Regions from separate parts of the Homo sapiens genome. Here region 2 is linked to region 1. A link is a loop called in an ENCODE intact Hi-C map of the cell type or tissue named here. Cell type or tissue: GM12878. All regions are shown on one strand. Links, peaks and the distances in the headings refer to the core of each region. The heading gives the core; the rest is flanking DNA.

Region 1 (10,723 bases), core at 2,724-10,723:
CTCCCAAGTAGTTGGGATTACAGGCGTGCACCCCCACACTCAGCTAATGTTTGTATTTTTTAGTGGTACTGGAGTTTCACCAAGTTGTCCAGGCTGGTCTCAAACTCCTGGGCTCAAGCAATCCTCCAGCCTCAGTCTCCCAAATAGCTGCAATTACAGGCGTGAGCCACCATGCCTGGCTGAGAGGGAATCGTTAAGAAGGAGTGGGCAGGGGCAAGAACACTGTCAGAGACAGTGTGTTGGCCACGGCTACTACAGCAAATTGGCTGCTTCCTGTGATCGCACGGGTTGAGGGCTCAGTTCCACAAGGCTGCCCCAGCATCAGATGCCAGTCGCAAGCTCACGTGGTGCCTGTGCTTCTGACACAGGGCTATAAAAATTGAGGTTCCCATGATCCCCTCCTTGGGTTCAATTAATTTTCTAGAATGGTACCTAGAACTCAGGGAAGCCCTTTACTTACATGTGTCCCCTTATAAAGGATATTATAGGGCCTGGCGCCATGGCTCATGCCTGTAATCTCTGTGCTTCAGGAGGTTGAGGGGGGAGGTTCACTTGAGCACAGGAGTTTGAGACCAACCTGGGCAACATAGCGAGACCCCGTCTCAAAATAAAGATATAGGATATTACAAAGGATAGTTATGAACAGCCAGATATAAGAGATACACAGAGGGAGGCCTGGGGGAAGGGGTGCAAAGCTTCCGTGTCTTCTCTAGGCACTGCACCCTCTAGGAAGCTCCATGAGTTCAGTTATCCAGAAGCCCTCTGCATCCCTTTTGGGTTTTTATGGGCTTCATTATAAAGGCATGATTGGGCCAGGCACAGTGGCTCATGACTGTAATCCCAGCACATTTTGAGGCTGAGGTGGGAGAATCAATTGAGCCCTCAGGTGGCAACTGAGGCTGCAGTGAGTTGTGATTGCACCACTGTACTCCAGCCTGGGTGACAGAGAGAGAGCCTGTCTCAAAAAAAAAAGACAAAACAAAAAACCTGGCCAATACGGTGAAACCCCATCTCTACTGAAAATGATCGTCACCTGATCCCCACCCCTTGAAGATGCCTCCACCCTCTCCATACGCATTTGGTCAGCACTAACTGCCCTGGGTGACAGGCACACTGCACTGGGTGACAAGGACCCAAAGCTACACCAGCCAGTGCCCCAGCCCTCAAGCACCTCCCTGTGCAGAAGGAAGACAACACAGAAAAGGGAAGCATGGTTGTCACAGAGGCCCAGAGGACTGCTGGCTGATGTCACTGAATGGGGAAGTGGTTGGCCGCACAGGCCCCAAGCTCAGACCTGATGCCACAGTGGACGTTCCTGGGCCATGTGACCTCAGGCTAGGCTCAGAACCACCCTCAGGGCCTCCGTTTCTTTCTGTATAAATTGAGGACCATACAGAGATGCTGCCTACCTCCTGGGATTGTCCAGAGAGTTAAAAGCTCTTTTAAAATGCGCCTGCTGGGCCAGGCACAGTGTCTCACACCTGTAATCCCAGCACTTTGGGAGGCTGAGGCAGGCAGATCACAAGGTCAGGAGGTCGAGACCAGCCTGAACAACATAGCAAAGCTCCATCTCTACTAAAAATACAAAAAGTAGCCGGGCGGGCATGGTGGCACGTGCCTGTAATCCCAGCTACTCAGGAGGCTGAGGCAGGAGAATCACTTGAACTCAGGAAGTGGAAGTTGCAGTGAGCCGAGATTGTACCATTGCACTCCAGCCTGGGTGACAGAGCGAGACTCCGTCTCAAAAAATAAAAATAAATCAAATGCACCTGCTGGCAGGGCGCGGTGGTTCATGCCTGTAATCTCAGCAACTTTGGGAGGCCTAGGCAGGTGGATCACCTGAGGTAAGGAGTTCAAGACCAGCCTGGCCAACATGGTGAAACCCCATCTCTGCTAAAACTACAAAAATTAGGTGAGCATAGTGGTGGGCACCTGTAGTCCCAGTTACTCGGGAGGCTGAGGCAGGAGAATCGCTTGAACCTGGGAGGCAGAGGTTGCAGTGAGCCGAGATGGTGCCACTGCACTGCAGCCTGGGCGACAGAGTGAGACTCCGTCTCAAAATAATAATAATAATAAAACAAAATGCACCTGCCATTTCTTTCCATCAGGTATGGCCATGGAAATGAGGGTCATAAGGGAAGCAGTGTATCCTCACAGATCCCCAGAAACGAGAGACACAGCCATGCAGGGCCACTTGGGAAAGCACCAGGGTCCCTCAGGGAGTAGAGGAAGCCAAGGGAACACAGGGGTGAGACCCTTTGTTATGCTTTCCCTGGAAAAGGCAAGGAAGGGTATGCAGGTTTAGGATTGGCTAGTTAGAATAACGTTAGCAGGCTCTGGGGATTAGAGGCTGTCATTTGTTATTTGGTGTCTGGCCCAGGATGATGAAGGCAGAGAAATACTGCCTTCTGAAGGGTGAGAGGCAGCTAGAAGAGCTGGTTCAGTGTTGGGGCCCTGGATTAGCTGGTTTGCATATGAAAGGCACACTCAGCCAGGAGCCGTGGCTCAAGCCTGTAATCCCAGCACTTTGGGAGGCCGAGGTGGGCAGATCACAAGGTCAGGAGATGGAGACCATCTTGGCCAACGTGGTGAAACCCCGTCTCTATTAAAAATACAAAAATTAGTTGGGCATGGTGGCACGCACTTGTAATCCCAGCAACTTGGGAGGCTGAGGCAGGAGAATCGCTTGAACCCAGGGGTGGAGGTTGCAGTGAGCCGAGACCGTGCCACTGCACTCCAGCCTGGCAGCAGAGTGAGACTGTTTCAGAAAAAAAAAGGGACACTCTCAGAGGGGTCATTTGCTAGCTCTAACAACTGGCTGGCTCTGGCAGGGGCAGTCCCTCTCTCTGCTCTTGGAGGTCCAAGATGCCAGAATATCAGCAATCCAGTGGGGCTTGGTGAGGTGGCTCACACCTGTCATCCCAGCACTGAGGGAGGCCGAGGCAGGAGGATTGCTTAAGCCCAGGAACTTGAGACCAGCCTAGACAACATAGTGAGACCCCATCTCTCAAAAAAAAAAAAAAATTAGCCGTGTGTGGTGGTGTGTGCCTGTGGTCTTCACTACTTGGGAGGCTGAGGTCAGCAAATTGCTTCAGCCCAGGAGTGATGGTGATCGCGTCCCTACACTCCAGTCTGTGGACACTCTAGTACCTTGAGGACAGTACAGCCTGATTACAGAAGCTTTACAGCAAGTCTTGAAGTCAGGTATTATAAATCTTCCACCTTCATTCTTCATTTGTAAAGGCCTTTTGGCTATTCTAGGTCCTTTGAATTACTGTGAGAATATTACAGTTGGCTTGTGAACTCCACAAAGCCTATGGGATGTCGATTGGGATCAGAGGAAAGCAGGAACGGTGGGTGCCAAGGAGAGGTGAGGGGCTGGGGGCAGGGACGGATGTGGCCAGTGAGGACAGTAGGATACTTGTTGGGGGAATGTGGGGACATCCAAGCAGTGGTTCTCATAATGCGGTGCAGGGTACTTACCCCCTCCCTGCCCCTGCTCCCCACACACGACTTCCCACGCCTCTCCCATGAGCACCTGCACTAAGGGGCTGCATTTAGGCTCTGCCCACATTGGAATCATGCCCTCCTCCAGGCCCTCCTCCTCCTCTCAGAAGCCCTGTCTGTGAGAGAGCCACAGCCCCAGGCTCAGTCCCAGGTTCTGTCACTGCTGTTGGGGGAGGGAGGATGAACAAATCCAGGAGACCTCACACCATCCCAGAGCAGAAATCCTGACACAGAAGGAATCTCCCATGGGGGTTCAGCTGGATCCAGGGCCTGAAAGTGACATAAACATGCATGTTGCATCTAAGGAGACTGCACGTGGCAGCATTGGGCAGCATGTGCCCTCCAGAGCTACCCAGAGGCTGTTGGCTATAAGTTCTATGTGGCCCCCACATTGGACAGCCTGGTAAGCAGGTGACCTTTCAGCCAGGTCCTCAGGTGGGGCGGGCCACCCTCTCGAGGCCCTGCCCAGACAGCCAGGGGGTCCCTTGTCCTCTCTGCAGCCCATCTTTCCAGCTGTGACCAGTTCAGCCCAAAGCCCCCGTCCCTCAGTTTCCCTGTGGGTTGAATGGAGATAATGTGTCACCTCAGAATGTTGTGAAGCAGAGAATGAGGTGTTTAGGGCCTGGCTCAGACGGAGGGGTTTCCTGAGCATGGGGAACCTGTTTCCTCAGGCCTGTAAAGGGAGGGAGGGCGGGCCGGCCTGGCTGGCCCTGGGAAGCACAGAGGAGCCTACTAGGACCAGGGAAGAGACTAAGAGAAGGGAGGCCCGTCCCTGCCTGCTTCTGTCTCAAGAAGGCTGATGTCACTTCCTCTGATGAAATCCTGTCTTCCCCCACGGCCCCTCAACTGATGCCACCTCACCCTGGAGAGGGTGGGCAGAGCCTCCTACGGAGGGAGCCCTGTGCACCACCAAAGCTCCCTGCTCCAGTGACCACCCCCGGGCAAAGGCCGGCAGATCCCCGTTAGAGATGGGCCCAGGACTGTGTGTGGGGTGGGTGTTGCTCTGAGCCTTCACTTTCTTCTGTGTCCAAGGAAGCTTCTGGATCAGCCAAGGGCTCAGGTGTGTGGAGGGAATGACCTGAGGGGCTGTATGAAGGGACAGCCTCCTGTCCTGCACTCAGAAGTTGAGGCCCAGAGATTCCACCCTTCAGCCAGGCCCAGACATCTGGGTTGAGGGGGCTCCAGTCCTGTACCCACTACTGCAAGTCACGTGGCCTGGGGCAGGGCTTCTCAGAGCCCTGTCCCCTCCTGTGTAGGGCGGGACGTCAGAGGGGAGCCTGCAGACCCAGTCTCATGTCTTGGGGGTCAAGGGGTGGCTTCCAGAAGGACCAGTCTCTGTGTAGGGGACCATTAGCCCCCTCACCCCTTGAGCAAGGTCGTGGTGCCTGCACCGAGAGAGGGCCTGGGGCAGGAAGAGGCCAGCTGGGTCGTGGTGGTGCCTGGGGACTGCATGGGAGCCCCTGCCAGGGAGGGAGAGGGACAGAGGACAAGCTGGGGGCTCTTCTGCTTGGGCTGGGGGCTGAGCACCTGTGACCTCCACCGGCTTCCTTCTCCTCCTCTCTGAGGACTGAATCTGGGGCGCAGAAGGACAGAGATTCAGGCCTGCCTTTCCTCTCCCTGAAAGAGCCTGCGCTGGCCCTGGGCAGAGAGAAGGATGAGAAGTGAGGCTGAGTGAGGTGGGGTCTGCAGGGATCCAGGTGGGAGGGGCCCAGCCAGCCAAGGTCAGGCCCAGCCCCCCAAGGTCAGGCCCAGCCCCTCGGCAGGAGGACGGGGACCGCGGCCTTTGGGCAGGGCTGACTTGGCACTGACCACAAGGGAGGCCCTTTTGCAATAGGGGAAAATAAGCCAGATGGATAAAGGAAGTGCTGGTCACCCTGGAGGTGCACTGGTTTGGGGAAGGCTCCTGGCCCCCACAGCCCTCTTCGGAGCCTGAGCCCGGCTCTCCTCACTCACCTCAACCCCCAGGCGGCCCCTCCACAGGGCCCCTCTCCTGCCTGGACGGCTCTGCTGGTCTCCCCGTCCCCTGGAGAAGAACAAGGCCATGGGTCGGCCCCTGCTGCTGCCCCTACTGCCCTTGCTGCTGCCGCCAGCATTTCTGCAGCCTAGTGAGTACCCAGGACCACCCAGATGTGGGCTCTGCCCAAACCACAGGAGGGGCCAACCCGAGACAAAGGTGGGACATCTTGGGGAGGGCCCAGGCTCCCACCACCAGGAAACAAGGGCGGGTCCCACAGGGGCGGGTGACCCCATCCTCTCCCCCTCCTCCCTCCCCCATGCCTGAAGAGTGGGAGACCCAGGCCAGAGGTCAGTCCAGCCACCTGTCACACGACTGCCTGTGGGTGAAGGTGCGGGAGGGTCTGGGGTCACCCTCTTTGTGTCTTGAGGTGGTTTCAAGGTCTCTCCCCTACTCACTCCCTCCCTCCTCTAGGTGGCTCCACAGGATCTGGTCCAAGCTACCTTTATGGGGTCACTCAACCAAAACACCTCTCAGCCTCCATGGGTGGCTCTGTGGAAATCCCCTTCTCCTTCTATTACCCCTGGGAGTTAGCCACAGCTCCCGACGTGAGAATATCCTGGAGACGGGGCCACTTCCACAGGCAGTCCTTCTACAGCACAAGGCCGCCTTCCATTCACAAGGATTATGTGAACCGGCTCTTTCTGAACTGGACAGAGGGTCAGAAGAGCGGCTTCCTCAGGATCTCCAACCTGCAGAAGCAGGACCAGTCTGTGTATTTCTGCCGAGTTGAGCTGGACACACGGAGCTCAGGGAGGCAGCAGTGGCAGTCCATCGAGGGGACCAAACTCTCCATCACCCAGGGTGAGTCCAGCTGCCCTGGCACCCGCTTTGCCCACCGCAGTGAGGCTTTTATGATCACTGGTGACATCGTCCCCAGCACCTCAGACCCCACTTCTTCTGACGACCCCTAAGTTCTCTCTTTGGCCCCTAACACTTCCTCAGGCCTTTGCCACCTCTCCCCTTTTCTCTTCCCCTTGTCTCCACAACTGATCTGCTTTCCCCAACCATCCCCCTCACTGTCCCCTCCAGATCCAGCCCCGCCCCCACTCCTCAGGCCTCAGCAGCTGCTGGACCCTCTAATTATCCTTCATTCTTTCTCCAAAATGAGGCTCCAGCCTGGCCTCTCCCCATAACCTCCAGGCCGATTCGATCTCTCCAGGATGTGGCTCACCCGCTCTTTGTCATGTGTCTCTGTGTGGAGTCCCCGTTAGTGCCTCAGGGTGGGCCCCATACCTTGCATCTCTCACAGTCAGGAGCTCATTCAGGAACCCCCAGCAGGTGCCCAGTGGCTGGCCCTGGGAGCCCTGCAGTCCCTGGGTCAAGCCCTATCACCTGGGTTCCCATCTGCCCACTTCCTTCTCCCCCTCTGCTTCCCAGAAGTGTCCTTCAGCTCCTCCCTGACCTGTCTCGCCTCTTCTCTCGTGTATCATATCCCTCTCTTCCTGCATCCATCCTTTACCCTCCTCACTTCTCCCTGGCCCCTGCAGCCCCCACTTTCCCTGACAAGCCCCTGGGTTCTTCCAGCCGTGCTCTCCCTGTCCTCCACTCTGGTCTTGCTACTCTGTCCTTCCCAACACTAAGGGATGTGTCTGCAGAAGCAAGAGCAGCAGCCCCCATTCATTGAGGCACCATGGCATGGCCCTGGCAAATCGCTTCGTGTGCATTGCCCTAGTGAACCCTCACCAAGACTCCACAATAACAAGAGGAACTGCTATTCTCTTCAGTTTACAGACAGGGAAATTGAGGCTAACAGAGCCTATATATCTGTGCCCAACATCACACTAGTGGTGCAGATGGGATTTGGTAGGGATGGTGAGGGATGGGCATGGTGGCTGACGCCTGTAATCACAACACTTTGGGAGGCCAAGGTGGGTGGATCACTTGAGGTCAGGAGTTCGAGACCAGCCTGGCCAACATGGTGAAACCCCGTCTCTACTAAACATACAAAAATTAGCCAGGTGTGGTGGCGCATGCCTGTAATCCTAGCTACTCGGGAGGCTGAGGCAGGAGAATCACTTGAACCGGGGAGGTGGAGGTTGAGGTGAGCTGAGATCGAGCAACTGCACTCCAGCCTGGGTGACAAAGTGAGACTCCGCCTCAAACAAACAAACAAACAAACAAACAAACACAATGAAAGGGATGGTGAGCTGCAGAGCTTTCTCACCTAACCTCTAGCTACAGGGCTTCGCCTATTGAGTTGACCATAGTGTTCGCCTTGACCTACTTTTGAACCTAGTGATGGGATGTGTTGCACTAATAGATCTTCTGTTTTATTCAGAAAGGGCGTCGGGGAAATTTGAGCCTGGGTTTATCTGTCTCCAGATCAGTGGGGTGAGGGGAGTTTCTCCCAGGCCCAGGCAGGAAGGGGGTGCATTGTCTGTAGAAAATGTTTTAGGAAACTAATCTTTGGCCAGGTGGGTTTGTTTTTTCTAATCACTTGCACTGGCAATCCTAAACAATGCCAGGGATAAATTACTCTTCCCTGCAGGGACCTGCAGGGACGGACACTCTCGCTGCCTGCGCCCTGGTAAACCACTGCACCATCTTAACCACTGTGTTGGTTTTGGAGCAGATGGAAAGTGGCTCCATAATCTAAATGAAGCAAGACAGCCTTGAACTTTGATTTCCTACATATTTCCTTAAATGGCCTTTTTTGAGAGATTTGGGTTTTTCTCAGGCCTTCTCTTCCTCTTTCCTTAATTCCTGCTTGCTTTTCTCACCTCTCTGCATAGGTCAGATTTGTTGTTTTTTTCACTAATAAATTGTATTTTCAATTAATTCAATTAGTTGAATATTCATGCTTATTATAAAAAACAAAATTCAGGAAAGTAATAAAAAGAGAAAAAAGTGTTTTTTTTTTTTTTTTTTGAGACAAAATCTCTCTCTGTCACCCAGGCTGGAGTGCAATGGCATGATCTTGGCTCACTCCAGCCTCCACCTCCCAGGTTCAAGCGATTCTCCCGCTCAGCCTCCAAGTAGCTAGAATTACAGGCACCCACCATCATGCCAGGCTAACACAGGGTTTCACCATGTTAGCCAGGCTGCTCTCGAACTCCTGACCTCAGATGATCTGCCCAGCTTGGCCTCCCAAAGTGCTGGGATTACAGGTGTGAGCCACCTTGCTCTGCCTTTTTTTTTTTTTTTTTTTTTTTTTGAGACAAGAGTCTCGCTCTGTCACCCAGGCTGGAGTGTGATCATGGCTTACTGCAGTGTCGACCTCCCAGGCTCAAGTGATTCTCTTGCCTCAGCCTCCCAAATAGCTGGGACTACAAGCACGCACCACCACACCTGGCTAATATTTGTATTTTTTTTGTAGTCATGGGATTTTGCTATGTTGCCCAGGCTGGTCTCAAACTCCTGAGCTCAAGTGATCCACCTACCTTGGCCTCCCAAAGTGCTAGGATACAGGCATGAGCCACTGTGTCTGGCAAAAAAATTTTTTAATCCAGCTGAAGTACCATCATGCTAAGATGCAACAAACTAAAGGAATATTTGTAGCAGATATAACTAAGTTTGTTGTTGGCTTATTAATGTTTTTTACATAATTTTACTTTTGTAACCAAACCTAATTGTGTTCTTCTTTGTCACTTTTCTATTTCTTTTTTTTTTTTTTTTTTTTTTTTTTTGAGATGGAGTCTTGCTGTGTCTTCCAGGCTGGAGTGCAGTGGCATGATCTCGGCTCGCTGCAAACTCCGCCTCCCAGGTTCATGCCGTTCTCCTGCCTCAGCCTCCCGAGTAGCTGGGACTACAGGTGCCCGCCACCGTGCCCGACTAATTTTTTTGTATTTTTAGTAGAGACGGGGTTTCACCGTGTTAGCCAGGATGGTCTCGATCTCCTGACGTCGTGATCTGCCCGCCTCGGCCTCCCAAAGTGCTGGGATTACAGGCTTCAGCCAACACGCCTGGCCTTTTCTGTTTTATTTCTAAGCACAAAAATCCCTATTTCCACTATAGGTTGAAAATATTGGCCAGACACAGTGGCTCATGCCTGCAGTCCTGGCTACTCAGGAAGCTGAGACAGAATTGCTTGAACCCGGGAGTCAGAGGAGGTTTCAGTGAGCCAAGATCGCATCACTGCACTCCAGCCTGAGTGACAGAGCAAGGCTTCTTAATTTAAAAAAAAATTTGTATGTAGTGATAATTTATTTTGGTATATGGCATAAACAACTAAATTGATCTTTATATGAAATAATATAATCAGTTGTCCCAACCCCATTTATTGCATTTTTATCTGCTTCTCTATTGATACATTAGGCCTGGTTTTAAAATTATTTTTGTAGAAAAGCATCTGTTTCTGGTCAGTCGATTCTGTTTCACTGATCTGTCTTTTCTTACATCAGCACACAGGTTTAGTGATTGTAACTTTATCACATTTCAATGCCTAAGACTATTTTCATCTCAAACGTATTACTCCTTCCTCAAAAACTTTTTTAGGCTTGGTGCAGTGGCTTCATGCCTGTAATCCCAGCACTTTGGGAGGCTGAGGCACGAAGATGACTTGAGCCCAAGAGTTTGAGACTTAACATGGGCAACATAGTGAGACCCCCATCTCTAAAAAAAAAAAAAAAAATTAGCCAGTTGTGGTAGTGCACACCTATGGTCCCAGCTACTCAGGAGGCTGAGACAGGAGGATCGCTTGAGGCCAGGAGGTTGGGGCTGCAATGAGCTGTGATTTCGCAACTGCACTCCAGCCTGAGTGGCAGAGCAAGACCCTGTCTTAAAAAACAAAGCAAAACAAAAAATATTTTTCTGTTGTTGCCTGCCTGTTCCTTCCCCAATGTTAGAATAAGTTTATCCAGTTTAGGAAAAACAAAAACAAAAACAAAAAACACAACACTCTTTTAAGTCAGTTGCATTAAACCTATTATGCAATTGACAGAAACTGAAATCAGGCTAATACACAATCTTCCCATCCAGGAACAAGGTCCTATTTTATATCCCTCAGTAAATCTTGGTAGTATTCTGCCAAACATCATATAAATGTCTCATAAGATTGTTTAACTGTCTGTAGTGAGCTGAGATCATGCAACTGCACTCCAGCCTGGGTGACAGAGCCAGATCCTGTCTCAGGAAAAAAAAGAAAAAAGATTTTTTTACCCTCCATATTTCCTCGTTATTAATATGCAAGATTACTTTATGAATCCTTAATAATTGTCATTGTAAAAGTAATGCATAGGCAGCCAGGCGTGGTGGCTCACA
Region 2 (12,836 bases), core at 2,148-10,147, 77 kb after region 1:
GGAAGTAGGTGGAACAGAAACTTGCTGTTCTCCTCTCTGGGAGTCTGAGACTGCCCTTTCTTTTTTTTTGAGACAGAGTCTCACTGTGTCTCCCAGGCTAGAGTGCTGGAGTGCAGTGGCACAATCTCAGCTCACTGCAACCTCTGCTTCCCAGTTCAAGTGATTCTTCTGCCCCAGTCTCCCAAGTAGCTGGGACTATATAGGTGTACGCCACCACACCTAGTTAATTTATGTATTTTTATTAGAGACAGGGTTTCGCCAAGTTGGCCAGGCTGGTCTTGAACTCCTGACCTCAGGTGATCCGCCTGCCTCAGCCTCCCAAAATCCTGGGATTACAGGTGTGAGCCACCATGCCCAGACTGCCTGCCCCTTTCTGTCTCTGTCTCAGGCCAGTTCAGGTCTGAGCAGGGCAGTTTTGCTCAGCTTCACTGACCAGGTGAGTGTTGCTCACGATGCCCTCCAGACCCTTTGCCTTCCTCTAGATTTTTTTTTTTTCAAGTTTTATTTTTTTCTTGGAGACAGGGTCTCGCTCTGTCACCCAGGCTGGAGTGCAGTGGCACGATCATGGCTCACTGCAGCCTTGACCTCTGGGGATTAAGCGATCCTCCCACCTCAGCCTCCTGAGTAGCTTGGGACTACAGGCACATGCCACCACACCCAGGTAATTTTTTTTTTTTTTTTTTTTTTTTTGTAGAGGCAGGGTCTTGCCATGTTACCCGGGCTGGTCTCAAACTCCTGGGCTCAAGCAATCCTCTGACCTGGCCTTCCAAAATGCTGGGATTGCAGGCTGGGCCTGCCTTCCTCTAGAGGGCAATGGGTACCATAGCTCACACCTGTAATCCCAGCACTTAAGAGAGCCCAAGGAAGAAGGATCACTTGAGGCCAGGAGTTTGAAACCAGCCTGGGCAACATAGAGAGACTCTGTCTCTACAAAAATAAATAAATTAAATTAAATTTTAAAAAAGAGACTTAACCTCCCTGATGGGGCCCCACCAGCCTGGGTCATGACTCACCTCTGCTTCCCAGCAACCTCCTTCCTGATCCCCAAATCAGAATTCAGGAGGTCTAGGATGTAGTATGTGGCAATCTGTACAATTTCAGCAGTCACAGGAAACAAACACAGCTGAACCTCCCTGAGGGTCTTCCCCGAAACCTTCACCTTGGCAGTATCCCCATCTCTGGGGGGCTGGAATCAGAGGGTCTGGGGACCCACGAGGGAAGGATTTGGTCATGAAGGACTATCTTCCCCTGAGAGAGCCTCTACAGGCCCAGAGAGTTGCCAAGGGAAACAAGGGCAGAGGCAGGAGGAGAGAGGTCAGGTGGTGTGAGACAGGTGGAGAGTCAGAAGCCCTGGTATGGGAGCGGGGTCCATCTGTGTGGGGAACTAGATGGGGTACCATGGTTAGGGGAGGTCTTGTTGTGTGAAGGAGCTGGTGGGGAGGGACTATGTCCAGCAAGGCCCATTCAGTGGCCTCAGACCTCATAAGCTCCGGGGGTGGCCACACAGTTGGTCAGCCATCATGATCCGCAAGTGTCGAGTTGCCATGGCAGCCAGGAAGCATGCATGCTCAAGAAGCTGAGGCTGGGATGGCCAGGCATGGTGGCTGACGCCTATAATCCCAGCACTTTGGGAGGCTGAGGCGGGCGGATCACAAGGTCAGGAGATCGAGACCATCCTGGCTAACACGGTGAAACCCCATCTCTACTAAAAAATACCAAAAAATTAGCTGGGCATGGTGGCGGGCACCTGTGGTCCCAGCTACCCAGAAGGCTGAGGCAGGAGAATGGCATGAACCCGGGAGGCAGAGCTTCCAGTGAGCCAAGATCGCGCCACTGCACCCCAGCCTGGGCGACAGAGCGAGACTACGTCTCCAAAAAAAAAAAAAAAAAAAAAGAAGAGAGAGGAAAAAAAAAAAAGAAGCTGAGGCTGGAGCCGGGTGTGGTGGCTCACACCTGTAATTCCAGCACTTTGGGAGGCCAAGGCGGGCGGATCACGAGGTCAGGAGATCGAGACTATCCTGGCTAACACAGTGAAACCCTGTCTCTACTAAAAATACAAAAAAATTAGCCGGGCGTGGTGGTGGGCGCCTGTAGTCCCAGCTACTCGGGAGGCTGAGGCAGGAGAATTGCTTGAATCCAGGAGGCAGAGGTTGCAGTGATCCGAGATCGCGCCACTGCACTCCAGCCTGGCAACAGAGCAAGACTCTCTCTCAAAAAAAAAAAAAAAAAAAAGCTGAGGCCTTTGACACTGAGCTTCAGGAGACTGAAGACTAGGCTGAGGCTGGTGTGGTGGCTCATACCTGTTATCCCAATGCTTTGGGAGGCTGACCTGGGAGGATCACTTGAGGCCAGCAGTTCAAGACCAGCCTGGGCAACACAGTGAGACCCCGTCTCAAAAAAGAAGAAAAGAGCCAGGCGTGGTGGCTCACACCTGTAATCCCAGCACTTCGGAAGGCTGACGTGGGCACATCACCTGAGGTCGGGAGTTCAAGATCAGCCTGACCAACATGGAGAAACCCCATCTCTACTAAAAATACAAAATTAGCCCATTGTGATGGCGCATGCCTGTAATCCCAGCTACTTGGGAGGCCGAGGCAGGAGAATCGCTTGAACCCAGGAGGTGGAGGTTGTGGTGAGCCGAGATTGCACCATTGCACTCCAGCCTGGGCAACAAGAGTGAAATGCCGTCTCAAGGAAAAAAAAAAAAAAGAAGAAAAGAAGCTTAAGGCCAGGCACGGTGGCTCACGCCTTTAATCCCAACACTTTGGGAGGCTGAGGCAGGCAGATCACTTGAGCTCAAGAGTTCGAGACCAGCCCCATCTCTTCCAAAAATACAGAAAATTAGCCAGGCTTGATGGCACATGCCTGTAGTCCCAGCTACCTGGGAGGCTGAGATGGGAGGATCGCTTGACCCCGGGAAGCAGAAGTTGCAGGGAGCTGTGATTGCACCACTGCACTCCAGCCTGGGTGACATGCAAGACACTGTCTCAAAAATAAAATAAATTATGGCCGGGCGTGGTGGCTCACGCCTGTAATCCCAGCACTCTAGGAGGCAGAGGCGGATGGATCACCTGAGGTCAGGAGTTCGAGACCAGCCTAACCAATATGGTGAAACCCCATCTCTGCTAAAAATACAAACATTAGCCAGGTGTGGTGGCGTGCGCCTGTAGTCCCAGCTACTCAGGAGGGTGAGATAGGAGAATCGCTTGAACCTGGGAGGCAGAGGTTGCAGTGAGTCAAGATTTCACCACTGCACTCCAGCCTGGGCGACAGAGTGAGACTCTGTCTCAAAAAAAATAAATAAAAATAAATAAAATAAATAAGGCCGGGCCCGGTGGCTCATGCCTGTAATCCCAGCACTTTGGGAGGCTAACTAAGGTGGTAGATCACCTGAGATCAGGAGTTTGAGACCAGCCTTGCCAACATGGTGAAACCCCGTCTCCACTAAAAATACAAAAATTAGCGGAGTGTGGTGGCAGATGCCTGTAATCACAGGTACTCGGGAGGCTGAGGCAGGAGAATCGCTTGAACCTGGGAGGCAGAGGTTGCAATGAGCCGAGATCACGCCACTGCACTCCAGCCTGGGCAACAAGAGCGAAACTCCTTCTCAAACAACTAAAAACAAAACAAAACAAACAAATAAATAAATATTAAAATTAAATAAAATATAGCCTAGGCTCAAAGCAGAGCCCTGAGAATCAGGGCCCAGTCCCTTCCCCACAAGTTACTACCACAGACACACCTTGCCAGTCCTTCAACCTGAGAAAAACCTCGAAATGCCCCACACTTTTTCTACTGGCCCCCAGGCTGAGGAAAGGCCAGGGCACAGGGAGTGTTTTGTAGAGATGAGGTCTGGCTATGTAGCCCAGGCTGGCTTCAAACTCCTGGGCTCAAGCGATCCTGCCACCTTGGACTCCCAAAGTGCTAGGATTACAGGTTTATTCCAAAAGTGCTAGGATTTCAGGTTATCCTGAAAACAAAGGGACGACAAGGGGTGGAGGCTGGGTTAGTTCTGGGCTAGAGGGATAGAGTGGCTGCAGGTGGAACCCGGGGGGCCGGGCAGGATGCGAACTTGGTGGGGAAGGAGGGTTTCCACACCAGTGTGTCCTGGCCAAGAATCGGATGAGGCAGGATTTGTTTTGTTGAATTTTGTTTTGTTTTGAGACAAGGTCTTGCTCTGTTAACCAGGCTGGAGTGCAGTGATGCAATCACAGCTCACTGCAGCCTCTAACTCCTGGACTCAAGCAATTCTCCCACCTCAGCCTCCCAAGTAGCTGGGACTTTTAGGTGCATGGCACTATGGCCAGTTAATTTAATTATTATTTATTTTTTCTTTTCTTTTCTTTTCTTTTTTTTTTTTTTTGAGACGGAGTCTCATTCTGTTGCCCAGGCGGAGTGCAGTGGCGCAATCTCGGCTCACTGTAACCTTTGCCTCCCGGTTTCAAGCGATTCTCCTGCCTCAGCCTCCTTAGTAGCTGCGATTACAGGCGCCCACTACCATGCCCGGCTGATTTTTGTATTTTTAGTAGAGACAGGGTTTCACCATGTTGGCCAGGTTGGTCAGGAACTCCTGATCTCAGGTGATCCACCCTCCTCCGCCTCCCAAAGTGCTGGGATTACCGGCGTGAGCTACCGCACCCGGCCTAAAATTATTTTTTTTAGAAATAGGGTCTCATGGTTGGGCGCAGTGGCTCACGCCTGTAACCCCAGCACTTTGGGAGGCCAAAGCAGGTGGATTATTTAAGGTCAGGAGTTCCAGACCAGCCTGGCCAACATGGTGAAACCCCATCTCTCTACTAAAAATACAAAAAAATGAGCTGGGCGTGGTGGCACATGCCTGTAATCTCAGCTACTCGGGAGGCTGAGGCACGACAATCGCTTGAACCTGGGAGGTGGAGGTTGCAATGAGCCGAGATCGCGCCACCGCATTCCATCCTGGGCGACAGAGCAAGACTCCGTCTCAAAAAAAAAAAAAAAAGCGACAGATGGGGTCTCACTATATTGCCCAGGCTGGTCTTGAACTCCTGGGCTCAAGCAGTTCTCCCTACCTTGGCCTCCCGAAATGTCAGGATTACAGACATGAGCCATCATGCGCAGTGGAGAAGCTGTTTTCACTAGAAACTAACCGTCCCGTGGAAGCAGTGTCACCAGTGCCCATTTTATGCTCTGGAGACCCTTTAGTGTTTAAGAATCCATCCGCTAATGTCGGCTCCCCCATCGGCTAATGTCGTAGGGGTGCTGGGAGGAGCGGCAGAGCCCGCGGTCAGGGTCTCCGGGGGCTCACATAGGGAGGTCTCTCTGTTCCCGGCTATGGCCTAGAGCCCCTCTAGCAGTTCCTCCACCACCCCCATTAGGCCGTAGGGGCTTCCCCAGCCAGAGGCCAAGGGCGACGCGACCTTAACGCCGGTCCGCGCACCGCGGCGCCACCTGGAGGTCAGGACCAAGACGAGACAGGCTGTTCAAGTCCCCCAGCTTCGCCGCGGCCGCCACGCCCGACCACCCGGCCCCCGCTGGCGTCCCTAGCTGGCCCCCTACAGGTCTTACCCGCGCTTGTTGCCCCCAGACCCAGGCTTCTCCCCACCTGCACCCACCAGACTGGGAAGGTGGCCAGACTAGACCGAGGGCTGAGGCGGGAGAGACTCCGCCCCCGAGGCCCCGCCCCCTTCTGACAGCAGACGAGGCTGACGTCACTGGATTGGGCAGGTGTCCAGGTGTCCTCTCTCCAGCTGCATCTCCCCTCCTCCACCCAAGGGGAGTCCTCAGTCCCCCAGGCCAGAGTCTCCAATACCCCAAGGTGCCTTCTGTGATCTCCCCGCAGTGCAGCCTCCGGGGCACCCCCCACCCCAATAAAACTCATCTCCGGTTAAAATATCGATTCCAGCGGGCGTGGTGGCTCATGCCTGTAATCCCAACACTTTGGGAGGCCGAAGTGGTCAGATCACCCGAGGTCAAGAGTTCGAGACCAGCCTGGCCAACATGGTGAAACCCCGTCTCTACTAAAAATATAAAAATTAGCCGGGCGTGGTGGTGCACGCCTGTAATCCCAGCTACTCTGGAGGCTGAGGCAGGAGAATCGCTTGAACCCGGGAGGCGGAGGTTGCAGTGAGCCGAGATTGTGCCACTGCACTCCAGCTTGGGCAACAGAGTGAGACCCCATCTCAAAAAAAAAAAAAAAAAAAGGATTCCCAGACCCCACCTCAGTTTCTGACTTTGAGGCCAAAAATCTGGTTTTTGTTTTGTTTTGTCTTGTCTGGTTTGAGACAGGCTCTCGCTCTGTTGCCCAGGCTGGAGTGCAGCGGCATCATCATGGTTCACTGCAGCCTCAAACTCCTGGGCTCAAGCCATCCTCCACCTCAGCCTCCCGAGCAGCTGGGACCACAGGCACATACCACCACCACCAGCAGCTACTTTTCTTTTTTGTCTGTTTGTTTTGTAGAGATGGGGTCTGGCTATGTAGCCCAGGCTGGCCTCAAACTCCTGGGCTCAAGTGATCCTGCCACCTTGGACTCCCAAAGTGCTAAGATTACAGGCATGAGCCACCACACCCAGTTGGAATCTGTGGGTTTTTTTTTTTTTTTCAGACGGAGTCTTGCTCTGCTGCCCAGGCTGGAGTGCAGTGGCTTGATCTCGGCTCACTGCAACCTCTGCCTCCCAGGTTCAAGCGATTCTCCTGCCTCAGCCTCCCAGATAGGTGAGATTACAGGCACCTGCCATCATGCCCAGCTAATTTTTATATTTTTGTAGAGACAGGGTTTCACCATGTTGACCAGGCTGGTCTTGAACTCCTGACCTCAGGTGATCCACCCGCCTTGGCCTCCCAAAGTGCTGAGATTACAGGCGTGAGCCACCGTTCATGGCCTGGAATCTGTGTTTTTTTTTTCTTATTTTATTTTTTGTTTTTGTTTTATTTTTTTGAGACAGAGTCTCGCCCTGTCACCGGGCTGGAGTGCAGTGGTGCAATCTCCACTCACTACAACCTCTACCTCCCGGGTTCAAGCAATTCTCCTGCCTCAGCCTCCCAAGTAGCTGGGACTACAGGTGAGTGCCGCCACGCCTGGCTAATTTTTCGTATTTTTAGTAGAGACGGGGTTTCACTGCGTTAGCCAGAATGGTCTCCATCTCCTGACCTCGTGATCCACCTGCCTCAGCCTCCCAAAGTGCTGGGATTACAGGTGTGAGCCACCATGCCCGGCCTGGAATCTGTGTTTTTAACAAGCTCTCAGGAGATTGTGATATGTCCTAAGCTTCAGAATCCCAACAGTCTACATTCCCATGCAGTGTGGCAGTGATTCCCAAACTTCAGCAGGCGTGTTCAAACAGATTGCTGGCCCCCATCCTAGGGTTTTTGATTCAGTAGGTCTGCGGTGCAGGGCCTGGAGTTTGAATTTCTACTACTCTCTGGGGAATGCGATGCTCTGGTCCAGGACCACACTCTAATAACTATTTCATTTATTTTCCTTTTTTTTTTTTCTTGAGACAGAGCCTTGCTTTTGAGACAGAGATTCAGACAGGTTAATTCACTTGCTGAAGGTCACACAGCCAGGAAAGGCAGAATTTGAACCTGGTCTTTGTGAGCCCAAAGGCTGGGCTGGTTCTGTCTCCGGCAACTGCTAGTTAGCACCTCCCAGGAACTTACCTTGTTTCTGCAGGTTAACTCAACACTCCCTGAAGCCTGAGGAAGTTTGTTATTTTTATTTTTATTTTTTGAAGACAGAGTCTGATTCTATCGCCCAGGCTGGAGTTCAGTGGCGTGATCTCAGCTCACTGCAACCTCTGCCTCCCAGGTTCAAGCAATTCTCCTGTCTCAGCCTCCCGAGTAGCTGGGATGACAGGTGCGCGCCACCATGCCCAGCTAATTTTTTTTTCTTTTTTTGAGATGGAGTCTCACTCTGTCACCCAGACCAGAGTGCAGTGGCAAGATCTCAGCTCACTGCAAGCTCCGCCTCCCAGGTTGACACCATTCTCCTGCCTCAGCCTTCCAAGTAGCTAGGGCTACAGGTGCCGGCTACCACGCCCAGCTAATTTTTTGTATTTTTAGTAGAGACGGGGTTTCACCGTGTTAGCCAGGATGGTCTCGATCTCCTGACCTCGTGATCCTCCCACCTCGGCCTCCCAAAGTGCTGGGATTACAGGCGTGAGCCACCATGCCCAGCCAATTTTTGTATTTTTAGTAGAGGGTTTCGTCATGTTAGCCAGGCTGGTCTCGAACTCCTGACGTCAGGTGATCCACCCACCTCAGCCTCCCAAAGTGCTGGGATTACAGGTGTGAGCCACTGTGCCCAGCCATCAAGTCATCATTTTATTTAAGGAGCTTGAGTCTCAGTGAAGGAAAGTGACTCTCAAAAATCACCAAGTGCCTGCGATCCCAGCCCTTTGGGAGGCAGAAGCAGGAGGATTGACCAGGAGATGGAGGCTATAGTGAGCTATGATTGTGCCACTGTCCTCCTGTCTGGCCAACTGAGCGAGACTCTGTCTCAAAAATAAATAAAAAATAAAAATAAGAGTCGTACAGCAAAGTAGTAGCAATATTGAGACTAGGACCAAGGTCTCTTGACTCCGCATCAAGGGCTCCTCCTACTACTTCCTGCACATGGTATTCTTTATCACTTCCAAAATGACATTCCTAGCTGGGTGCAGTGGTTCACACCTGTAATCCCAGCACTTTGGGAGGCCGAGGTAGGAGGATTGCTTGAGGCCAGGAGTTTGAGACCAGACTGGGCAACATAGCTAGAACCCATCGCCACAAATATTAAAAAAGAATTAGCTGGGCATGGTGGCATACACCTGTAGTTTCAGCTATTCGGGAGGCTGTGGTGGGAGGATCGCTTGAGTCCAGGAGTTGGAGGCTGCAGTGAGCCATGATTGCGCCACTGCCCTCCAGCCTGGGCAACAGAGCCAGACCCTGTCTCTAAAAAACAAAAACCACTGGCCGGGTGCAGTGGCTCACGCCTGTAATCCTAGCACTTCGGGGAGCTGAGACAGGTGGATCATCTGAGGTCAGGAGTGCAAGACCAGCCTGGACAACATGGTGAGACCCTGTCTCTACTAAAAATACAAAAGTTAGCCGGGTGTGGCCAGGCGCGGTGGCTCATGCCTGTAATCCCAGCACTTTGGGAGGCCAAGGCAGGCGGATCACGAGGTCAGGAGATCAAGACGATCCTGGCTAACATGGTGAAACCCCGTTCTCTACTAAAAATACGAAAAAAAATTAGCCGGGCGTGGTGGCATGTACCTGTAATCCCAGCTACTCAGGAGGCTGAGGCAGGAGAATGGTGTGAACCCGGGAGGCGGAGCTTGCCGTCAGCGGAGATCATGCCACTGCACTACAGCCTGGGTGACAGAGTGAGACTCTGTCTCAAAAAAAAAAAAAAAAAAACCAAAAAACAAAAACGGTTACATGGGTGTGGTGGCAAGCACCTGTAATCCCAGCTACTCCAGAGGCTGAGGCAGGAGAACCACTTGAACCCCACGGGCGGAGGTTGCAATGAGCCGAGATCACACCACTGCACTCCAGCCTTGGCGATAGAGTGAGACTCCATCTCAAAAAAACACACAAAAAAACTGTCATCAAGAGGCAGCTTCCTTCTGCCCACCCCTTTCCTTCCTCTCCCACAAGTCTGCCTGTGCCTGCTCAGCCAAGCCTAGACAGGGCTCCAGATCTGGGGAAGGAGAGAGTGATGGGATGTGCCTTGGTTGCTGGCTGAACCCACCTTCCTTAATTTCCCTTCCACTCCCAAGAGCTGAAGAAGCCAAAGACAAACGAGAGCAGTATTCCTTTCCACAAGCCCACAGCGTCAAGCCTGGATGAGCTCCTGGGCCTGTAGCTACTTGCAAGGCTATTTTACCAGTGACCCTCAGAGGCCCAGCTTCGTCCTACTCTCCCCTCCCCTCCTCTCACTGAAACCTCAGGTCCCCAGCGATGAGGAGCTCATCTCTAAAGACTCGGAGGGGCTGATCCCGGATGTTAGACAGCTAGGTACTACTCCAAACCTCAGGACCCATTAAATCTCAGGGCTTCCTGGGACTCAGATCCTGCACCAACACCATTCACCCCCAGAAGGGTTCCTGGCAGATAATAGAGACGTGATGAATAATTGGTGATTGAAAACTCCAGACATGAGCTGCTCTTTATTAGTCTGTTTTGAGGCCCCGCCTGAAAACCTGAAAGCAGGCTTTGACTTTAGGCTTCACTCAGGACTGATTCCCAGTGAAGTCACTTAACTCATGTGTTGAACACCTGCTGTGTAACATGTGCAGAATGAAAGCTACATGACCTTTCTTTTCTCTTTCTTTTTTTTTTTTTTTCTGAGATAGAGTCTCACTCTGTTGCCCAGGCTGGAGTGCACTGGTGCAATCTCACCTCATTGCAACCTCTGCCTCCCGGGTTCAAATTATTCTGTCTCAGCCTCCCAAGTAGCTGGGATTATAGACACATGCCACCACACCCAGCTAATTTTTTGTATTTTTAGTAGAAACGGGGTTTCACCATGTGAAAAAGATGTTTTAAGAGATAAGGTCTTGTTATGTTGCCCAGGCTGGTCTCAAACTCCTGAGCTCAAGCAATCCTCCCGCCTCAGTCTCCCAAGGTGCTGGGATTATAGGCATGAGTCACCGTGCCCGGCCTTGCTGTTGCTTTTGTGAAACAACCCTGCTTTTTCCTGGAGAGCCACCTCTGCACCTTCATGTGGCTTGGCTACTCCGAGAGGGGACCTGAGGCTGCTGGGTCTCCCTTCTTGTTGTCTCCGTTGCCCTCCAACCTCCTTCCAAATTGCCACAGCCTCCCTCTAGGTCCTTATTCCCACGGTGCCAGGCCAAATCCCTCACCCAGCTCCTAGGCTGCAGCCTTCACCCGGCCCTGCCGTGAGCATGGTCCCTGTAGAGCCCCCTGGAGGTGTAGTTTCAGCTCTTGGTGAGGCGCGGGCAGCAGGCAGCGGGGCTGGAGTTCCTTCACAGCACGTGGATGCATCTCCCACAGCCCCCATGTGCGTCTGCAGACGCACAACTCTCCACAGCCAAGCCCATGGCAAAGCCCTTCAGCACCAGAGAGGCAGGGTAGTGGGCTACCCCTGGGAGCTGGCAGTTTCCAGCAAGGCCTCCTTTGCTGAGCCTTGGACAAGTCCCGTAATCCACCCTAAATACCTTTCTTGTAGGATCGCTAAGGACAGCAGCTGACGGGACTGGGTCCTTGGTGAATGGCAGCTGTTACCGTCCTTATAAGGAAAGGTGGAGTTACAAACAGGCATTTTGGCCCCAAGAAGGGGGTGGGACCCAGAGCAGAAACGTGCTGACCATGCTTCCCCCCAAATAGACCCACAGGTGACCCCTACTGGGATTTAGGCCCTCACCTTAGGGGTCTCTCCCTGACCCACCCAAACTCCTCTCATCCCCTCCCGCCGTCCACAAACACACTCCATACTGACTCAGAACTATCTGATATTTATTTCCCAATATTTTGATACTTGTTTTACAACTGGAATACATGGAATGAAGGGGCTGATATGGGACCCCAGGTAAGAGTGAGGTCAGGACTCTCTAAGGGTCTGGGGTTCCCCCTAGAGGGGACTTTGGGCATCCAGTTTCAGGGACTGAGCCGGGTTGGGTCGGGGGGCAGCATGGCATCGGACGTGGTGCCGTCTGTGCCTCTCCTGCCTGCGGTACAGCCGGCGCAGGTGTTTCCGAACGGCCCACAGCACCAGGTACACCTCCCACAGCAACTCAGCCTCCGGAGTCTTCAAAGGTGACTGCGTCCTCACTTGGGAGCTGACTGAGGCAGAACTCACTGATGACTGTAAGAGAAAGAGAAGATGTGCATGCGTAAATAGCTGGGTCTAGGGAGAAACTGCCGCTAGAACGACCCATAGATAAACAGCAAAGGGCTCCCTGATTCCACCTCTCCCATCAGCCCAACTCATACATCACCTCCTCCAGAAAGCCTTCTCAGGTTGCATCAAATGTTTGTCATTTCTATCCTTTTTTTTTTTTTTAATGAGACGGGGTCTTGCTATGTTGCCCAGGCTGGTCTCGAACTCCTGGGCTCAAGAGATCTTCCTGCCTTGGCTTCCCAAAGTGTTGGGGATTACAGGCGTGAGGCATCACACCTGGCCCATCAGTTCTATTCTTCTTTTTTTTGTTGTTTTGAGATGGAGTCTTGCTCTATCACCCAGGCTGGAGTACAGTGGCATGATCTCAGCTCACTGCATCCTCCACCTCCTGGGTTTAAGCGATTCTTCTGCCTCAGGCTCCTGAGTAGCTGGGATTACAGGTGCTCGCTATCACGCCCAGCTAATTTTTGTAGTTTTAGTAGAGAAGGGGTTTCACCATGTTGGCCAGGCTGGTCTCGAACTCCTGACCTCAAGTGATCAGCCGGCCTCGGCCTCCCAAAGTGCTGGGATTACAGGCGTGAGCCACCATGCCTGGCCTTTTTTTTTTTTTTTTTTTTGAGACAAGGTCTCACTCTGTCACCCAGGCTGGAGTGCAGTGGCATAATCTCAGCTCACTGCAACCTCCACCTCCCAAGTTCAAGTGATGCTCCCACCTCAGCCTCCTGAGTAGCTGGGACTACAGTCGTGCACCACCATGCCCGGCTAACTTTTATATATATATATGTGTGTGTGTGTGTGTGTGTGTGTGTGTGTGTGTGTGTATATATATATATATATTTTTTTTTTTTTTTGTAGAAATGGGGTTTTGCCCAGGCTGGTCTTGAACTCCTGAGCTCAAGTGATCCACCTGCCTCAGCCTCCCAAATGCTGAGATTACAGGCGTGAGTCGCCACGCTCGGCTTAAACTGTTTTTTTGTTTTGTTTTGTTTTGAGATCATTGTAGACTGACTGACC

The links. A loop is a pair of places that touch in the nucleus more often than their neighbours do. Peaks named below come from ENCODE experiments on the same cell type or tissue, not always from the same donor. Only the 100,000 strongest peaks of a DNase experiment are listed, where the experiment ranks them.
Region 2: a loop joins it to region 1, with 4 times the contacts of the local background. A loop is called at or near these places in 2 of 110 quality-filtered maps.

What each region holds. Positions count from the first base shown.
Region 1 is chr7:100,368,109-100,378,831 of GRCh38, forward strand. It overlaps PILRA (paired immunoglobin like type 2 receptor alpha), which reads left to right and starts at 5,379. Exons shown (of 7, transcript NM_013439.3): 1 at 5,379-5,612; 2 at 5,936-6,325. The coding sequence starts at 5,549. RefSeq lists enhancers at 2,296-3,047, 6,051-6,110. In GM12878, for the core only: a CTCF peak has its summit at 5,908 (motif pointing right); a DNase peak (open chromatin) is centred at 6,051; H3K4me3 peaks cover 2,175 bases; H3K27ac peaks cover 1,197 bases.
Region 2 is chr7:100,445,200-100,458,035 of GRCh38, forward strand. TSC22D4-C7ORF61 (TSC22D4-C7orf61 readthrough) reads right to left here. Exons shown (of 6, transcript NM_001395846.1): 6 at 11,421-11,786. The coding sequence ends at 11,553. SPACDR (sperm acrosome developmental regulator) reads right to left here. Exons shown (of 3, transcript NM_001004323.3): 3 at 11,421-11,786. The coding sequence ends at 11,553. Among named protein-coding and RNA genes, the nearest start is that of SPACDR, 13 kb to the right of the region's middle. RefSeq lists enhancers at 1-3, 1-73, 1,277-1,777 and silencers at 5,591-5,690, 11,903-12,065. In GM12878, for the core only: a CTCF peak has its summit at 5,435 (motif pointing left); no DNase peak of the experiment used is centred there; H3K4me3 peaks cover 925 bases; H3K27ac peaks cover 753 bases.